Regions from separate parts of the Homo sapiens genome. Here region 1 is linked to region 2. A link is a loop called in an ENCODE intact Hi-C map of the cell type or tissue named here. Cell type or tissue: dorsolateral prefrontal cortex. All regions are shown on one strand. Each heading gives the region's core, and the rest is flanking DNA. Links, peaks and the distances in the headings are about the cores only. Region 1 has its middle 26 kb from the start of ACAN. Region 2 has its middle 42 kb from the start of ISG20.

Region 1 (5,379 bases), core at 176-5,175, 96 kb after region 2:
GCTCAGGGCCAGGCCTAGAGTGAGGCAAGTAAGGTGCGTAGGGTGCAGAACTTAAGGAGGCGTCAGTCTCGGCTTTGCCCAAGTGCAGGGTCAGTAGGGCGAGTGTCTCCTTAGACCCTGTGCACTAAGCACCTTGCTACTGCACCCTAGGCCCAGACCCGATGGGGCCATTTAAGTTGGGGTATTATTTTAAGACCAGAGTTTAAACAAAAAGGAATTAAATCTGGCCAGGTACAGTGGCTCACACCTGTAACCCCAGCACTTTGGGAGGCCAAGGCGGGCAGATTGCTTCAGCCTACAAGTTCGAGACCAACCTGGGCAACATAGCGAAACTACCTCTCAGCAACAACAATAAAATGCAAAAATTAGCTAGGCATGGTGGCATGCACCTGTAGTCCTAGCTACTGGAGAGGTTGAGGTGAGAAGATCACTTGAATCTGGCTGGTTGAGGTTGCAGTGAGCCGTAATTGTGCCACTGAACTCCAGCCTGGGTGACAGAATGAGAACATGTCTCAGTAAATAAATAAATAAATAAATAAATAAATAAATATCCATTATTATAAAAAAGGAATTAAATGTTTTAAACTTAGATGTTATGAGCCCTTAAAAAGCCAAAAGTTTTTTACATCTTTTCAAGCTAGAAATGAAAAAGTCACAGAAGCATAAGCAATCAAATTACATTAACTAATAAAATCTCTCATACAGATGACACTGCTGAATGCCTGCTGAGTACAAACTCAGTAAAATAAATAACAGCACTACCACTTCCCAATGCTAACGCAACTTGCCAAATCAAAGATTTATCTGTGAACATGAAGACTGAGTTAATCTCTCATTGGCAGAATTGTACTTTTGCCTTAACAACTGGATGAGTGTACAGATGTGGCTGGACTGACTGTTTTGCTTGTATTTGTCCCATATCAGCACTAATTAATCATTGAAGACCTTCTTTTATGTAACACTTGGCAACAAACACAAGTGGTGCTGAAATAGGCAAAGTATTGAGGAACGTTTTTGAATCTTATGGTTTATCCTAGATCAACTGTGTTGATATGCGCACAAAGGCTGTAAAAGCAATGGTGGATGACACTGCTGAGGCCTTAGCATCAAGGCAGTGGTAGCTGTCCTCATAGTCATTGGATAGTTCGCTGCCATGCACTCACAGTAAACAGACAAATAAATAAATAAATATAAAAAGCCAGTTCCATTTTAGAATGCCCTTGATGAAGCAGTAAGAATTATTCATTTAACTAGATCTCAACACTTAAAAACATATGTCTTCTTTCAACATTACTTTGGAATGTCTTGTGCGATGAAAAGAAAAATGCATGAAAGCATAAAACACATCCGCTGTATCAAAGTACAAGAGTTATCGAGAGCAAAGGCATTGGAACAATTAAGTTACCAACTAAACTAGCCACTTTTTTCAGAAAACATCATTTTTACATGAAAGAACAATTGACCAACTGTAGTTATTTAAACCTGAGTATTTGGCAGACGTTTTCTTGAAAATGAACAAAGTGACCCTGTTGTTTCAAGGAACAACTGACAGGCTGGGTGCAGTGGCTCATACCTGTAATCCCAGCACTTTGGGAGGCTGAGGTGGGAGGATCATGAGGTCAAGAGATCAAGACCATCCTGGCCAACATGATGAAACCTTGTCTCTACTAAAAATACAAAAATTAGCTAGGCGTGGTGGCGCAGGCCTGTAGTCCCAGCTACTTGGGAGGCTGAGGCAGGAGAATCACTTGAAGCCAGGCATGGTGGCATGCACCTGTAATCCCAGCTACTTGGGAGGCTGAGGCAGAAGAATCAGTTGAACCTGGGAGGTGGAGGTTGCAGTAAGCCGTGACCGTGCCATTGCACTCCAGCCTGGGTGACAAGAGCAAAACTATATCTCAAAAAAAAAAAAAAAATAGTCAGAGACCAAAAAGGTTTGAGAACCACTGGCTTAAAATCCAATCAGGATTCACCCTCTAGGGCCAGAGGTGGGTCCGGCCCCCACCATACATGGGAAGCACATGGCTGCCTTAATGTGAGGGATGCCTGAAAACTCTCAGGCTCCCTGAGGAAGGAGGAATGAATGTGGGTAGGTACTAAGAGGTCTGCTACAGTGGTTGCAGAGTGAATCCTGACCTGGACCAAGGACTTCTGGGACAACACTGGCCAACAGCTGCAGTGTTAATTAAGGCCCATACATGCTGTGGCAGATGGTGAGAGTGACGGACAGGGGACCTTTCTCTTGAAGAACAAGGAAGCTTTGTGAGGCATGAGGCATCTGCTCTGCAGTGCTTAACAGCCTCTTCTGCAAATGGGCAACCCACGGTTGTTGAGGCTTTTCTCTATGAAGTACAACTATTTTGACTCCCATCCCATTTTTTTTCACCATATTTGCAAATTGAAAAGCCACGGCCAACAATTTAGTTCTCTTGCCTAAACATACAATCATATCACTTATCTATTCAAAACTCTGAAAAATCCAGTGTGTACAGAATAAAGCCCAAAATTTTGACATGCATTTAAAGATTTCTACCTTATGACCTCAGCCTGTCTTTCCGGACTTCCAGAATAAGTTTAACCTAATGGTTAAGAGCATGCATTCAGACGCTAGGTTTAACTGGTCCAAAACCCACTTCTACCAAGAGCTTATCAACTGAGGGATCTGAGCAGTAATACGCTGGTGAGTGTATTTTTGTTTTGTTTTGTTTTGTGAAGGAGTCTCACTCTATCGCCCAGACTGCAGTGGAGTGGCACAATTTCAGCTCACTGCAACCTCTGCCTCCCGGTTCAAGAGATTCTCCTGCCTCAGCCTCCCGAGTAGCTGGGATTACAGGCATGCACGCCACCACACCCAGCTAAATTTTGTATTTTTAGTAGAGACGGGGTTTCACCACGTTGACCAGGCTGGTCTCTGGTCTCAAACTCCTGGCCTCAGGTGATCTGCCCGCCTTGGCCTCCCAAAGTGCTGGGATTACAGACGTGAGCCACTGCACCCGGCCACTGGTGAGTGTTTAATAGGCTCTCAGGGTGGACGTGAAGTTCTGATTTTGCCAATCAGTCCTAGCATTTGCCAAGTTCTATGATATAAATATTTCCACCATGGCCGATTTTAGGCTACCAATGTGATATCACTATATTCAGAGTTGGGAAGAGAAGCTCACAACTGGCTCTCAAGGGCCATTGCAAGCTGGCTCCAGCACCCCACTGGACCTTGTGCAAGTTACCTACTCACTCTGAGACAGCTTCCTCACCTATCAAGTGGGGGTATGAGTGTCTAGCTATGACACTGTTTTAAAGATCAAATTGTACAGTGCTATGGTTCTCAAAGTTTAGTATGCATCAGAATCATCTTCAGGATGTGTTAAAACACAGATTGCTGGGCCCCACTCCCAGAGTTTGTGATTCAGCATGTCTGGGTAGGGCTCAAGGATCTGAAGTTCTAACAAGTTCCCAGGTGATGACATTTTGAGAGCCACTCGTGCAGTGCCTATGAAAGGCTAAGCTCACTGCCTAGCATAGAGATACCCAATACATATTAGCTCTTATTTTTATGATGCATCCGCACACATCCCATACTGTGCCTATGCTGAGCCTGTTGCCTTTCCCTGAACCCATACTGTATTTCCTTATCTCTGTATCGCTGCTTCTTCCTTCTTTCTGCACCAACAATCCTCCCACGGAAATCTTAATTCAGCTTACACACCAGAACCACCTTGAGTCCTCTAACTAGAATTTACTTTCCTAATCTGTCTCTCTTAAATTTGCAGTCTCTCCTATGGTTCTTATCAAACTTTGCCTCATATTGGAATGATGGCCTCAACATCTGTCACTCGATTATAAGTCCCAGTATATGGAATAATGTCATATATATTCCTGTCACCCTAGCCCAGCACCTTACATGTAGAAAGAGCTCCATCAGCGATGTTACTTTCAGTCACCTCCCTGTGACCAAGTTTTCTCCCAGAGAAGGAAGCTGCCCTGTTCAGGACATATGACCCATCTCCAAACCACAGGCTTCCTCATGGCCTGCAGGGTTGAGCCAAGAGGGCTCACCAGGCACCCTCTGGGGTTAAATTAATGATACTTACACAGAAAACAAATAAAAATACTGTTAAGGCCAGGTTGGGTGGCTCACGCTTGTAATCCCAGCACTTTGGGAGGCCAAGGCAGGCAGATCACCTGAGGTCAGGAGTTCGAGACCAGCCTGGCCAACATGGCAAAACCCCATCTCTACTAAAAATACAAAAATTAGCCAGGTGTGGTGGTGAGTACCTGTAGTCTCAGCTATTTGGGGAGGCTGAGGCAGGAGAATTGCTTGAACCCAGGAGATGGAGGTTTCAGTGAACCGAGATCGTGCCACTACACTCCAGCCTGGGCGACAGAGTGAGACTTCATCTCAAAAAACAAAAACAAAAGAACTGTTAAGTTGAAGGGGGAAAGTTCTGCAAGAAATGTAAATATATGATAGTGTACTACATGGCTCAGCTGTGACACACACTTACATAGTCATAGTGATGCTGGACACTGACCTATCCACAATTATGGTTTAACTTTATCAGGAGAAGAAAGAGGACAGAAAGTGTGCACATACTGAAGGCCTTTGGTGAAAGAGAGCTGAATCTTCTACTTTAACACAGTGAGAAGAGAAAATGCGTAAAACCTAAAAACCAAAAAGCATCACTATGTACATATTATATAAATATATGGATATGAATTTAAATGAAAAAGATGGAAGAGTTGAACTAGTTGCCTCTGGGGAGCAAAAAAATGGAGGGGGGCAAGATCTGATTTGGGAGGAAGGATATTAAGGCCTTCTTTATTGTTATTGTTATTATTAAAAATAATGAACTCCTTAAAGTTTATTCACACACAGATACATACAAACACACACACGTCTGTGAAAACAACAAAAACCGAAATTTTTTGAAAAGGACAAGGAGGAACTTATCACAAGTCTGTAGTAATCAGAACTGTGTGGAACTGGCTAAAGACAGACATATAGAGGCCAGGCACGGTGGCTCACACCTGTAATCCTAGCACTTTGGGAGGCCAAGGAGGGTGGCTCACTTGAGGTCAGGAGTTTGAAACCAGCCTGGCAAACATGGTGAAACCTCGTCTCTAGTAATAATACAAAAAAATTAGCTGGGTGTGATGGTGGGTGCCTGTAATCTCAGCTACTTGGGAGGCTGAGGCAGAAGAATCTCTTGAACCCAGGAGGTGGAGGTTGCAATGAGCCGAGATCGCGCCATTGCACTCCAGCCTGGGCCACAGAGCAAGACTCCATGTCAAAAAAAAAAAAAAAAAAAAAAAGACAGACATATAGAACCAATGGAATAGAATAAAGAGCCCAGAAACAAACCCTCAAAAATATGGTCAAAT
Region 2 (5,379 bases), core at 195-5,194:
TAAAATAACATGCTATACCCCTAACATAGCATGTTAAGAAGATTCTCGGCTGGGCGTGGTGGCTTACGCCTATAATCCCAGCACTTTGGGAGGCCGAGCTGGGCGCATCATGAGGTCAGGGGTTCGAGACCAGCCTGGCCAAAATGGTGAAACCCCGTCTCTACTAAAAATATAAAAATTAGCCGGGTGTGGTGGTGGCCGCCTGTAACCCCAGCTTCTCGGGAGGCTGAGGCAGGAGAATCGATTGAACCTGGGAGGCAGAGGTTGCAGTGAGCCGAGATCACGCCAAGCCGAGATCACGCCACTGAGACAGAGCAAGACTCCGTCTCAAAAAAAAAGAAAAGAAAAGAAAAGAAAATTCTCTCCTTTCCTCCTTCCTCCTCCTTCCTTTTTTTTGATAAGGTCTCACTGTGTCGCCCAGGCTGGCTGGAGTGCAGTGGCACAATCTTGGCTCACTGCAACCTCCGCCTCCTGGGTTCAAGCGATTCTCCTGCCTCAGCCTCCCGAGTAGCTGGGATTACAGGCATGTGCCACCAGGTCTGGCTACTTTTTATATTTTTAGTAGAGACAGGGTTTGCCATGTTGGCCAGGCTGGTCTTGAACTCCTGACCTCAAGTGATCCACCTGCCTCGGCCTCCCAAAATGCTAGGATTATAGGCGTGGGCCACCGCACATGGTCTCCTCCTCCTTAAAGTCTCAACTTGTGCCACTTTCTCCATGAAGCCTCCCCTGCCACCCGCAGGCACTCCAGCTTCCATGGCCTCTTGTACACCCCTCTATCATGTTGTACTGAAACTGCCTCTTCACGTATCTAACCCTCCACAGCCTGGCAAACAGTAGGTGCTCAATAAGTGCCACCCTAAGCCTCAGTTTCTTCATCTAGAAAATAGAATAATAGCATCTACTTTTAGACGTCAAGGTTCTTCCTTATGACCTATAGAAAACATCTCTACCAACCTAAGCAGAAAGCAACTCTACTGGAAGAATGCTGGTTGGCTTGGAGAATTGTCTGTCAGGCTGGGGCCAGGCTCAGAATACAGGCAGGAAGGAGAAGCACTGAGCAGCCCCGTTCAGGCACCACACCACTGGCAGTGCACATTGGATATCACTGTGGGTCCCAGCAGAATGAACTCTGACCCAAGCTTGTATCTGTGTGTCACTTGCTCCTTGGTGTGTGTTTAGGCCCTCCTTGCAGGGAGCAGGCCAAATATTTATCTGGTCTTGCAGGTCGGGCATGGTGTAATCCCAGCACTTTGGGAGGCCAAGCTGGGTGGATTACCTAAGGTCAGGAGTTCAAGACCAGCCCCACCAACATAGTGAAACCCTGTCTCTACTAAAAATACAAAAATTAGCCAGGTGTGGTGGCAGGCACCTGTAGTCCCAGCTACTTGGGAGGCTGAGGCAGGAGAATCGCTTGAATCAGGGAGGCAGAGGTTGCAGTGAGCTGAGATCACACCACTGCACTCCAGCCTGGGTGACAGAGCAAGAGCGAGACTCTGTCTTAAAAAAAATTATCTGGTCTTTTAAGCTTCTGTACTGAAAGTGAGGCCCAGTCTCTCACCAAGACTCACAAGATGGGGACGTTCTCAATATCGAGGGGTGGGGGTGAGTTCAGGTGCTCAATAGTAACCCTCCATGAAGATGTCCCTCACACAGCACTGTTGGTTTGGTAGGAGGATTAAATGAGATGATGTATGGCCAAGTGATTCTCAGACATTTCTCCTAAAGGCAGAGAAATAGAATGTATCCTCATCTGGATGTCCAGCCTGCAGCCTTAAGTTGCAAGCTTGTGTTACATTTATTTGACAAACATTTATGAAGCTCCTGCCATGTGGCAAGTCCTCTTCTCAGCACTGGGAATACATCAGTCAGCAAAACAGACATAACTCCTACTGTGGTGGATTTCTATTCTATCATTTATCTTTGGAGTCTTATGTTTTGCTTGGAAATGCGTGCAGACGATTGCATTCTATTCCCTAATAGGACCATAACAATATACTCATAACATATGAGGTCTTGTTTTAATACAAAAGTAATGGCTTCCTACCAAAATTTTGGCGACTCAGTGAGCTGGCGGTTGCCTTGCCTCATTTGTTTGAAGAAATGGAAGACTATTTTTTTATGTACCTATATTTGAGCAAGTTTTCATTGACACCGAAAACAAATCTTGAACTGAGTTTATGGAAGGAACGAAGAGAAAGCTCATGGGAAGGGGCAGGATAATGGGAAGATGGGGCCCTGCCAGCCTCTGTCAGGGGCCAGGAGCGGAATACCCTGGAAGTCCGTCCTTCTGCCTGAGGCACTAGGAAGGCTCACATGCTCTTTCTTTTAAGGGGTTCTCTTGAAGAGCGGTCCCAGGCTGGCACTGAGAGTGCCACTGGGTGGCAGCAGTTCTGGGTTGGGGGGCCACTGGCTCTGAGCTCAGCATGGACTTGAGGGCCACAGTCATCAGGCAGCCTAGGAGATGGCATGCAGCTGGCAGCAGTGGCCAGCCAGGAGACGGAGGGGCAGGCAGGCTGTGGCCTGGACAAGGGAAGCAACGTCTCTTGGCAGAGGTGCGAGAGGTGGCGATGGCCCTAGGGTTTGCAGGTCCAGATGCAGAGTGGGAAGGAGGCCCAGCAGGATCCGCCCATCCCATGATGGGTGGTTTTGGAGGGCTTTGTTGCCTAAGGAAATTCACTCTCCTTCCCAGGCATAAGACTGAAGGGGTTTATGAAAAACAGATGCTGGTTGAAGTGCGGGTGAGGGGAATTGTGGTCCCCACCCTGAGGGGGATGGGGTTGAACTGAGCTTTCCCCACCCCCTTCCCAATCCCTGTTCAGAAGCCGACTCAGAAAAGGCCAACTGGTGAACGAACCCTCAGCAGACCAGCGTGGCGACAGAAAAGGCCCTGGGATTCCAGCTCACACAAGGACCTACAAGGATATGGGTTAAAGTGGGCAGTTGTTGACATAACAATGATAAAAAGAAGTAATATATAACACTCACTGCATGCCAAGCACCACTCTCAATTCCTTCGTTCCTCCCAGCAGTCTTGTGAATTAGGTGCCCTAGGCAGAGCTAGGATCCTGGCAGTTGGCTTCAGGGTCTTAAACCCTGTCTGGCATTGACCTTGTATCTTATACCCCAGAGGGGAAGAATAGGCAATATTTTTTCAGCAGCAACTCTCTGATTAGGTGATTTATTACCCCTATTTCATTTTACCTTCCCCCATTTTATAGATGATGAAACTGAGGCTCAGAGAGTACACTACATAACTTGCTTAAAGTCGCAGTTACTCCGTGGCAGAACCTGGATTTGAATGCAAGTCTGTCTCACTGCAAAGCTTGGCAACATCACAGTATCGCAATAAACACAGAGCCCCTTCTCCCTCCTCCTGGACTCATGTCAGTCCTGGTCTGGCTGCAATGTCCCACTCAGGGGTCCTGCAGCAGCTGCCCTTCGTCTTAGCCAGACCACTTCCTGTTGGTGAGCCACCCAGAAAAAGCCAGAGAGAGCATGAAGAACTTTAGACAGGGCTGATGGAAGCCTCTGCCGCCCTCTCTCTCTCCAGCCGGCCTGCCTCCCTTCAGTGACCTTCGGACAGGAGCCAGCCACACAGACAAGGGCCGCATGGATCAGCAGCCTGTGGCCGGCCCCCGAGGGCGGGCAGCCAGGTGCCAGTGGCTGCAGGAGAGAAGGGCCCCTCTTCTCTCCACTCAAAGGTGGATTGAGGAAGGCTGGCTCCATGATTTTTCCAAGAAGCTCATCCAGAGCCAGAGAATGGGAACATCTGTGCCCTGGGCTCTGTCCTGGACGCGGCTCAGGCCACAGTCTGGGGCTGGCGTCAGCTGGAGACAGCCCTGCGTGGAGGAGGCTCTGTCCCACTGGCCAGTGGTGGGGCCACTCCCAGCTGGCAGGCTGATGAGGGGTAGCCGTTGGCCTCCACTCCTGGGAGAGAGGGAGCCCAGGCCAGTCAGGGGAGGGAGCACAGGGCCTGAGGCTTGGGCACCAGGGGCCATCTGCATGGGCTGTTTATGCAGCAGGACTGGCAGAAGCCCCAGAGAACCCGCACATGGACCTGGGGGCACAGCTTCTCCTCCCCAGTTCCTGGACCCAAGGCCTCTCCCTTCCCCATCTGCCTTTGGTGACAGGCATGTGTGGGCATTCCTTACCTCCCCCACCAGCCTGATCATCAAAGCAACAAGGGAACTTAGAGATCATCTGGCCAGCTTATTTTCCCCTGTCCCTTTTTTTCACTTGGTATATTTTTTAAATTTAAGTTTTAGTTTTTTGAAAAGGTAATATATGTGCGTGATTCAAATATCAAAGTGCTATGAGAAGGTATACATTGAGAAATGTCATTTCCACCTGCAGCTTCATCTACTCTCCCCCTGGCCACCCCCACCCCACCTGATACCACAGGACGGTACACATTAGCTTCGTATGCATCCTTCCAGGGCTTCTGTATGCAAATCAAACATATAGATATTTATTTTTAATTCTCCCCTTTAATTATATAAAAATTAGCATACTAGGCCTGGTGCAATGGCTCATGCCTGTAATCCAAGCACTTTGAGAGGCCGAGGTGGGCGGATCACCTGAGGTTGGGAGCTCGAGATCAGCCTGACCAACATGGAGAAACCCTGTCTCTACTAAAAATACAAAACTAGCTGGGCATGGTGGTGCATTCCTGTAATCCCAGCTACTCAGGAGGCTGAGCAGGAGAATCGCTTGAACCTGGGAGGCGGAGGTTGTGGTGAGCCGAAATCATGCCATTGCACTCCAGCCTGGGCAACAAGAGTGAAACTCTGTCTCAAAAACAAACAACAAACAGACAAACAAAAACAAAAACAAAAACAAAAAAAAATTTAGCACACTAGACATCCTTCCATATCTTGCTTTTTAAATTTGCTATATCCTGGAGACATTTTTTTTAAATCATTTTGAGAGCACCTTCATTTTCCCAACTGTATTGTATTCTATTTTGTGGCTGTATGATAATTTACTAGCCAGATTTTAGAGATGAACACATGGTTGGTTTCCAGTCTTTCCAATCTTATTTTTAATTTCCAATCTTATTTTTAAACGAAGTCTTGTGAGGGAGCTTGATTGATGCCAAGCTGTTCTGGTTAGAGGAGATGATGGGTGAAGCCAACCTCCAACTTGCAACCTCCACCATCCCTGCCAGGTCTTGGAAGAACTTCATCAGAACCCTAGGCCTCCATGAAACACAGTAAAAACTATGATCTTGTCCTCATTGGCTCATTGTATAAATGTGAAACCGAGACTCAGAACAGGAACAAGACTGATCTGAGACCACAAGGTTAGCCTGCGGCAGAACTGGAGCTACAAACAAGATCACCTGGGCTCTACTCACTACACTATACATATTTCATC

What was found. A loop is a pair of places that touch in the nucleus more often than their neighbours do. Peaks named below come from ENCODE experiments on the same cell type or tissue, not always from the same donor. Only the 100,000 strongest peaks of a DNase experiment are listed, where the experiment ranks them.
Region 1: a loop joins it to region 2, with 1.9 times the contacts of the local background. A loop is called at or near these places in 1 of 110 quality-filtered maps.

The regions. Positions count from the first base shown.
Region 1 is chr15:88,774,608-88,779,986 of GRCh38, forward strand. No RefSeq gene overlaps it. Among named protein-coding and RNA genes, the nearest start is that of ACAN, 26 kb to the right of the region's middle. In dorsolateral prefrontal cortex, for the core only: no CTCF peak of the experiment used is centred there; a DNase peak (open chromatin) is centred at 2,224.
Region 2 is chr15:88,678,226-88,683,604 of GRCh38, forward strand. No RefSeq gene overlaps it. Among named protein-coding and RNA genes, the nearest start is that of ISG20, 42 kb to the left of the region's middle. RefSeq lists an enhancer at 5,141-5,200. In dorsolateral prefrontal cortex, for the core only: a CTCF peak has its summit at 2,389 (motif pointing right); DNase peaks (open chromatin) are centred at 2,426 and 3,916; H3K4me3 peaks cover 482 bases; H3K27ac peaks cover 1,384 bases.